Linked DNA regions of Mus musculus: region 1 is linked to region 2. The links are chromatin loops, found by intact Hi-C in ENCODE. Cell type or tissue: heart. All regions are shown on one strand. Links, peaks and the distances in the headings refer to the core of each region. The heading gives the core; the rest is flanking DNA.

Region 1 (4,390 bases), core at 80-4,079, 83 kb after region 2:
GCCAAGCTGGTCTACAAAGTGAGTTACGGGGACAGCCAGGGTTACAAAGAAGCCCTGTCTCAAAACAAGCAAGCAAGCCAGGCGTGGTGGCGCACGCCTTTAATCCCAGCACCTGGGAGGCAGAGGCAGGTGAATTTCTGAGTTGGAGGCCAGCCTGGTCTACAAAGTGAGTTCCAGGATAGCCAGAGCTATACAGAGAAACCCTGTCTCAAAAAACCAAAAAACAAAAAACAAAACAAAACAAAACAAAACAAAAAAACAAGCAAACAAACAAAAAACAAAACAAAACAAAAAAGAACAAAAAAAACTTACATGATAGCATACACCCATATGGCACAATTACTAAAATACATCTCTCCCTTTTGCACTCACAGACTTTAATTTTATTTTTTAAATCTGCTCTTCCTTTTAAAAGGAATAAGCACGCAGGGAATGTCTTTCTGACAGAAAAAGCACGTACGGAATGTTCAGAGTCATGATAGAGAAGAAATACAGCCTTCGGCCCCTATCGGAAGGACAGAAGCCAGGGCCAATTAAGCCAGCTAAGCATCACCAGAGCCCGAGACCACAGAACAGCACCCAAGGCCTGCAGCCAGCCCCCAACCACTCTCCAGATCCCCTCCCAGTGCACACTTCTGGAGAGCTGTCACCCACAGTGACAGGGCAAGGCGGGCTGGGGGGGGGGTGGGAATATAGAACAGCTGAAGGAAACTGGAGGCCCCTCAGGCTGTGTATTCCAGCTATAAACCAGTCTGGCCAGCTAGGGCAGTCTGGCCTCAGCCTCAGGGGCTTCTCTGAACTCAATGCAAGCAGAGTTTATATAGACAAGAGTGGTCTCTTTAAAAGCTCAAGTCTGACTGCTAGGATCCTAACAATACTGCCCAATTCCTGAGTCATGACTTCAGTGGGACCCAGCTGTGGACCCAAGCTTGATGGAGACAAAGGCTTATGCTCTCTGCTACTGCAATTCCATAAACTCCAGGGGACTTTCCATGCACAGGCCTTTTCCTTTTCCTATTTCCTTTTGATACTGGTAAAAAAAAAAGTCCAATACTCAACTGGAGAACAACCCATACTCTCTCTCGGTCACATAAACTAGAATATGCAGACACATCTGGCATAGCATTCTGATCTCACTTCTGCCCTAGTTCAAAATCAGTCACATTCCCTCCGGGCAAGATTAGAGCACCTCAGGTGATATCAAAAGACCCCTGACTACAGTCCGGGCCCATCTAGACTCAAACATTACCATTCAGACAGAAGTCCTTTCTATTTCCAAAATGAATGCTGAATTTGTATTCGTCCCTTCTCCCACTAGCGAAGAGTTCTCTCCAAACTTTCTGGCTTCTATTGTTAACTGGCCAATCCATTCTCAACCTAGCAATGAGAAAGGAGCAGAAGACACAGAGGAACGTTGAAGGGTCCCTATACAGGGAACTGTCCCCACCTAGACCTGGCCCTGCCCCCACAGACATATTTACCCTAACTGCACAATTCTCTTGGCATTCTGAATAACCCCCAGGTTTCTCCTGCTTTCGGGCCTTCAAATGTGCTGTTCTCTTTGCCTAACAGACAAAAGAGAACCATACTCTCTCTTTTTTTTCTTGCACCCCGGCCCCCCAAACCATACTCTTAAAGTATGAAGAGTATGAAGAAGTCAGCTAGTTATATCTGCTTCCATTTACCCACCCACACACACACACACACACACACACACACACACACATATTTTCAAAATGTATACATGGTAGGTATAGATGTCTATATTCTTATAAATATAAAATCTTATAAATATATATTTATATAAAAATGAGATAGAAGTTTTATCTAGCCCAATGCAAGCAGAGTTTATATAGCCAAGAGTGGTCTCTTTAAAAGCTCAAGTCTAACTGCTAGGATCCTAACAATACTGCCCAATTCCCGAGTCATGACTTCAGTGGGACCCAGCTGTGGACCCAAGGAGACATAGTTTGTGTCAAGGTGACAATCTGGAATGTGGCAATGCACACCAGTAATTTCAGCACTTGCAAGGCTGAGGCAGGGGAATTGCTGATCGTTCAAGGCCTACAGAGTAAATTTTGGGACAGCCAGAGCCATAGAGGAAGATCATGCTTCAAGGGAAGATACCATCTACTTCATACTCAGGGTCTAGATGGAATTGGAGTTGGACCTGGCCTTGAATTCTTAAGGGGCTGAAGCTGACCTTGAATTGCTAAAGCTCCTATCTCCGCCTCCCAAGTGCTAAGAATCTGAGTGGACACACAAACATCCAGTTTATGTTTGTCCACTAAACAGCATTAAAGGTAGCACGGTGTTAAGTAAAATAAGGCAGGCAAGGAAGATACCGAATGATCTCACAACTAAGTCACCTAAGCCAATGTCCTTGAGTTTGAGAGTAGAATGGTGGTCATCAGAAAGAAGCTGGGGAGCACAAGGGACAATGAGGCTAAGCCTCTGGGCACAGAGCCACAATCAGATGGAAGAAATGTGTTTAGTATGCTGGAACACACTGGTAATAAAAATGTAAGGTATATTTCAGAAAAGCTAAAAGAAAAGGTTTGTATGTTTTCCCACAGAAATGATCAGACTCTAAAGGAGATACACTTACTCAGATTCAAACATGTCTATACACACCTTAATACCATATGTTGCTCCATAAATAAAGACAATTTTTATGTCAATTAAAAAATACAATTGTTGCTGAGTGTGGTGGTGCACTCCTTTAATCCCAGCACTTGGGAGGCAGAGACAGGCGAATTTCTGAGTTCGAGGCCAGCCTGGTCTACAGAGTGAGTTCCAAGACAGCCAGGGCTATACAGAGACACCCTGTCTCAAAAAACCAAACAACAACAACAACAACAAAAAAAACAAAAACAAAAACAAAACAAAACAAAACAAATTGTCTAAAAACATGCGTTGTTCTAGTTTGTTTTCTGTTATTGCAGTAAAATACTGGCTGAAACCTACTTAGAAAGAGAGGGTTTATTTGGCTGACAGGTTCCAGCCTATCTTCAAGGGAAGCCAAGGGACCTTGGAGGAAGCTGGGACCCACTCAGGAGGAAAACTAGAATCCCATAGAGACAGGTACAGGGAGGCAGGAACTGAAGCAGAGACCAGGGAGGGCCACTGATTACTGATTTATTACCTATGTCTTGATCAGCTATGGATTTTAAACAGACAAGGACCTAGGGATGATCCTGCCAATGGTGTTCTGGGCTCTCATTAATTAATTAGTTAGTTAGTTAATTAATTAATTAGGAAAATACCCCAGAGATATTTTTATAAGTCAATGGTGAAGACAATTGCTCAATTAAAGTTACATTTCCCAGGAGACATAGTTTGTGTCAAGGTGACAATCTGGAATGTGGCAATGCACACCAGTAATTTCAGCACTTGCAAGGCTGAGGCAGGGGAATTGCTGATCGTTCAAGGCCTACAGAGTAAATTTTGGGACAGCCAGAGCCATAGAGCAAGATTATGCTTCAGGGGAAGATACCATCTACTTCATACTCAGGGTCTAGATGGAATTGGGGTTGGACCTGACCTGAAATCCTCTTCCCTGAACACAGCCTTTCAAAGGAGGGAAGAACCAACAGCCCTATCCAGCTATGACACCACCAATCCACAATGACAACCAGCATAGCTCCGTAAGCCTAAAGGTGCAATAGTGGCATGCATGTCATAACTGTAACCACAGCTCTTTAATTGAAGAGAAGACCTGCTCAGCAAAGGGAAACCCATGTCTTGTACTGGAAACCTAGTCAACTACCCAGGGTTAGGAAATCTTGTAAGAGGAGCTGTAACTGCTACTCTACTAAACCAGCATAATCCCCAACTATGGTCAAAACCTTTGTCCTTACACCCGCAGGTAAGTGTAGTCCTCAACACCTCCTTTAAAGAAAACTTCTTTTTGCAAAAGACAAAGACAATTAAAAAAAAAAAAAAAAAAGCATAGCCAATCAAAATACAAAGCTATAGAGCCTCATCCCAAAGTGTACATCTACAGTATAGCTCCCTAAGGCTTAGGGGCTCACTGTGGAAGAAAGGATAATAGGAAGATTGTAGAGTCAAAGAAGCAGTGAGTTTTCTGTAAGAACATGTCTTCTAGAAACGTCAGAAGCTACACCCGCTCTCCAACATGACTGTCTAAACATGAGCTGAACATGAACAAGGACAAAAACAACATGCTAACAACACTGGTAGAATAAAGCCCACAAGGCCCCAACCCTATGTAAAAGACTACTAAGAAAAGCTGAGACAGGAGAAATGGTCTTCTCTAGGGAAGAACACGACAACTGCTTATCCAATACCAAATGGTCAGCCTTGAAATCACACACATACAAGTAACATGCACAGGCAAGGCAAATTGTTTTTCTATATTTAGGAACAC
Region 2 (4,390 bases), core at 284-4,283:
TTTCATCATTTCTAGTGGGACGAGGCAAGATGGAGGTTGGTGGTTTATGGCTTAGGGAGGGATGGGGCAGTCTGCTGGTCTTGAGAGCCACTAGTTGCTCTCCAGCCAAGTAGAGCCCAGCATCATCCGCCCATGCCAGCTTTGCTTACAAATAAAAAAGGAGGAAAGAAAACCCTCACAGTTTAGCTTCAAAGGACCTTTCATGCCTTGCCAGGCCTCTGCCTTCGCCTCACCACGCCTCTGTCGCAAAGTACAATACATATGTTTATCTTGCTTCAAGCAGGGGTATATTAAAATACTTGAGGATTTTCCCCTCCTAACACTGGCATGTTGGCTCCCAGCGGCTGCACAGCCACATAGCATGAATTGCAAAAGCAGCCGTAAATTACTGCCTTTGCAAACACACAGATCTTTCCTGAGGTTGCAAGGCGCATCACTTTAAAGGCTGACTTTCTTCAAACTTCCAGGAACTGAGTGGCTCGGAGCCCATCTATTTAAAGGTCAGCCTAGCCATGCTGTATTTGGAGGGCTGCCTCGGACACAAGCTTATTCTCAGTCCCTGCTCCACAGCCACCACAGCCAGGCAGGCGATGAGCAGCAGTGTGTCCCCTTTCAAAGGATGCAGACCACGTGGCCAGACTCAGAGGCGCGAGGCAGGAGGCGGGTGGAGTAGGTAGACAGGGATGAACTGGAGGTAGGAAATGATTGGTTATCTCCCTCTCATCCACATGCACTGGAAGGGAGGGGTAGGGGTGGGATGGTGGTGATGATTCCATGGTTGAATCTCAAAACTGAGCAGAGGACCCCGTGTTCAGGGGCATGGCAACCCTCTGTCCTTGTTTGGAGCTCAGCTATCTAGACCCAGAGAGTGCCTTAGTGTTGCTTGTGGAAAGCAGATCAGGACTTCCTTGAGATCATCACGGTTGGAGATTTAGAGGGGTTATTAATTCTTGCCGTGAAATAGTACCTGGGATAACATTAGGGAAAAATGCTATTTTCTGCTTGTGGTCAGTCCATTGTGGCAAGATTGTAATGAAGCACACAGCTCATGCCAATGAAGAAAGAAAAGGACAGAGAGACACACAGAGAGAATATGCTGGCTGGCTTCTATGGAGTCTAGGCCCACAGGCTAAAGGATGGTACTGCCTATCTTCAGTGTGGGTTTTATCCTCCCAATTATTCCTCTCTGAAACACCCTCAGAGACACTTTCAAGCCCTGCTTTATTAACTCTACAATGGTTTTTAATCCAGTGAGGTTGACAGTGCAGGGCTGGAGGGATGGCTCAGCGATTAAGAGCCCAGAGGTCCTGAGTTCAATTCCCAGCAACTACATGGTGGCTCACAGCCATCTGTAATGAGATCCAATGCCTTCTTCTGATCAAGGGGAAGGCTGGGGTCAGGATGCAGACAATCCCCAGGAAGAACTATCACTCATGACAGGTATGCTGGGCTAAGTGATCAAATGAGATTCCTCTTGAAGACAGGCTAGGGAAGCAGATATCACCAGGGTTAGAGCAAAAGACAAAGAACCAGTCAGTTCAGTTATGGGAGGAGAAAGGATCCTCACTAAACTGACCCAAGAGTCTACAGAAGGGGATGTCCCTTACCCACCAGCTATCACCTAACACCCATCTCTCTGCTTAAACTCTGCTGGTAGATTGGCCTATGTCGTGCAGTAAGAAAACTGCTACTGGTTGAGCATACGCAAAGGCCCTGGGGTATATATGGGAAGTAGCCCGAGGGTTTGTTCACAACATCTAGGGAAATTGTCACTTGTTTGAATTCATTCAGCAAGCAAGGGAAGGTGGTTGATTGCAAAGTCCCTGTGGTGGTTTGAATATGCTTGGCCTAGGATGTGGCACTATTAGGAGGTATAGTCTTGTTGGAGGAAGTGAGGCAGGCACTTTAGGGGGTGGGCTTTAGGGCCTTTCTCCTAGCTGCCTGGAAGCCAGTCTTCTTCTGTTTGCCTCTAGAACAAGATATAGAACTCTCATCTCCTCTAGTGCCATGCCTGCCTAGATACTGCCGTGCTTCCTGCCATGACGATAATGGGCTGAACCTCTGAACCTATAAGCCAGCCACAATTAACTGCTGTTCTTATAAGAGTTGCCTTGGTCATTGTATCTCATCACAGCAATGGAAACCCTAATTAAGACAGTCCCCACCTGACCCTAGAACATGTTTTTCTGCTCCACAGCATCTTCCACCCCCTCCACCCATGCCCAGCAGCATAGTAAAGACAAGCCCATGGCTCTTCCATTTCAGGGCTCTGCTGAAAAGCTTCAGTATCACTCACAGATACCCAGGAGGGCTTCAAAGAGGAGGTGGCATTTTCACATTGCCTTTGAGAAGCCTTTTGTCAGGTCAGAGAGAAAAAGGATGAATAAGCCAGGAAGAAGGTCCAGGGCAAACAGAAGCAGTGAGGCCAGAAAAGGATGAGTTGCCAGCTGACAAAGCCAGTGAGGGAATCCAGGAGTCCTTCAGGACATCTTCCTAGCCTCTACGCAGAGGCCAGTGATCACTGCATGACGTCACTGACTGTCTCACTTGTAGCCTCTTCCCAACAGTGCTGAGAAGGAGGCCTCAGTGGGCCAGTTAATGGGAAGTCCAAGGCAGAAATTATCACATGCAGTTCCTGGACTGAATAACAGGACGGTGGCGTTTTTGCCCACAGCTAGGCCTCCTGCTGTTGAGGTCATTGCTGGCCCAGGAAAGGATGCTCAGAGGGAAGGCGGGGAGGGACAGAGGAAACAGGGGAATAGCCACGACTGTGACTCAGTGCAGACTTTTCCTGATGTCTGATTAGCCTGAAAAGACGGAAATCAAAACCCAACAAAACCAAACACGCCACAAAGCAACCTGGGGAAGCTCTCTCTGGCCCAGGAGTGAAAATAACGGGCAGTCAAGAATCTTCAGAGTCTTCAGGAGACCAAGAAGGGAGGTCTGTCTGCAGAGTGTTTGAAGCTGGAGAGCATGGAGACAGGTTCTGGGATGGGATGGGAAGGGATGGGATGGGATGGGATGGGATGGGATGGGATGGGATGGGATGGGATGGGATGGGATGGGATGGGATGGGATAGGTAGAGAAGAGGGCCAGCATTCTTGCTCCTGAGTCAGATATGACTATGACTATGCTATGCAACTTCCCAAACAAGGCTTATCTCCAGACGAGATGACTGCTGGGACTTCTGGTATCTCTGCATAGTATGCTGCCCAGGACAGTGCAAGCCCTCACTTCGGCTTACTCTGAATGACAGCTGTGTGACTGAGGTGACCGGGAGCATAAACTCTTGACCTACCCTGAAGACTCAGCCTGCCTCTCTGTGAGTGCTGGGGGGGACCGGGGTCCAGAGGGTCACCAGCACACATGGGAGAAGAGAAGTAGCCTGTGGGTGAGGAAGGGAAGATGCTGTGCCTCCTCATACCTCTCTCCTGAGCTAAATCCATCAGCAGAGGATATGGACATCTCCTAGTCTCCCATGCAAGTGAGTCTCAGGCAGGGCAGCGCATGATAGTAACCTTTCAGGGGACCATAGAACATTGTGAATGGATTAGGTTTCTCTCAGCATACAGTTAGTGCCGAGTAAAGCTCAGAATTTACCCATTGAAAAGAATGTGTCCTTAAGCATGACCTAGACCAACACGATGAAGGATCCTCTTTGTGAAGTCAGCTTTGCCTTAGTCACATAATGCTGGGTCAGCCATGTTTTAATCTTTCAGCTAGAGTGTTGCTGTCCCCAAATGTCCACTACAAAGGCATGGTCAACAAAAGCAGGTGATGTTCAAGTATGGAACATCATTTAGCCATAAAAAAAGGGGGGGGGGGGGGGTTGTAAAGAACTGCCAGACAGATGCTACAGGGAAATCTTTAAAGAGTCGCAGGAATGAAATAAGGCAGTCACGGCAGACTGTCACATGACCCCATTTATATGACATTTTCAGAACAGATACACGCACTGTATCAGGAATCAAGCTTGTGGTTTCCTAGGACCTGGGAAACTGGGGGCTGGGGGTGGGTAGAGGAGACTGGTGAGGTTTCTTCTGTGATTGATACAAATGTTCTAGAATTGACTGTGTTAACAACTTCAAGTTTCATGAATAGATAAAAAGCATTCTATTGTATGGATGAATGGGGTGTGTTTGAACTAAATCTCAATAAAAGTGCTATATGTAAAAGTGAAGAAAGGGGTTGTGGCTATATGGTAGAGGGGCTGTCTTGCTTTTCCAGTCCTTAGGTTCAATCTCCATCATGGGAGAAGGCTAGGAGGAGAACAAAGCATGAGGTGAGGGAGAGGGTATAAGGACTGTTATCGGACTACAGCAATGGCAGGTTTCAGCTGGATATGACGGAAGTTCTAGATAGATTTAAACAATTTGATGAGCACATACA

What was found. Peaks named below come from ENCODE experiments on the same cell type or tissue, not always from the same donor. Only the 100,000 strongest peaks of a DNase experiment are listed, where the experiment ranks them.
Region 1: a loop joins it to region 2, with 1.8 times the contacts of the local background. A loop is called at or near these places in 3 of 42 quality-filtered maps.

Annotation. Positions count from the first base shown.
Region 1 is chr15:62,050,147-62,054,536 of GRCm38, reverse strand. All of the region lies in intron 1 of Pvt1 (Pvt1 oncogene), which reads right to left. Among named protein-coding and RNA genes, the nearest start is that of Pvt1, 14 kb to the right of the region's middle. In heart, for the core only: no CTCF peak of the experiment used is centred there; no DNase peak of the experiment used is centred there.
Region 2 is chr15:62,133,309-62,137,698 of GRCm38, reverse strand. The region is part of intron 1 of Pvt1 (Pvt1 oncogene); the gene reads right to left. Among named protein-coding and RNA genes, the nearest start is that of Pvt1, 98 kb to the right of the region's middle. In heart, for the core only: no CTCF peak of the experiment used is centred there; DNase peaks (open chromatin) are centred at 588 and 2,648; H3K27ac peaks cover 1,062 bases.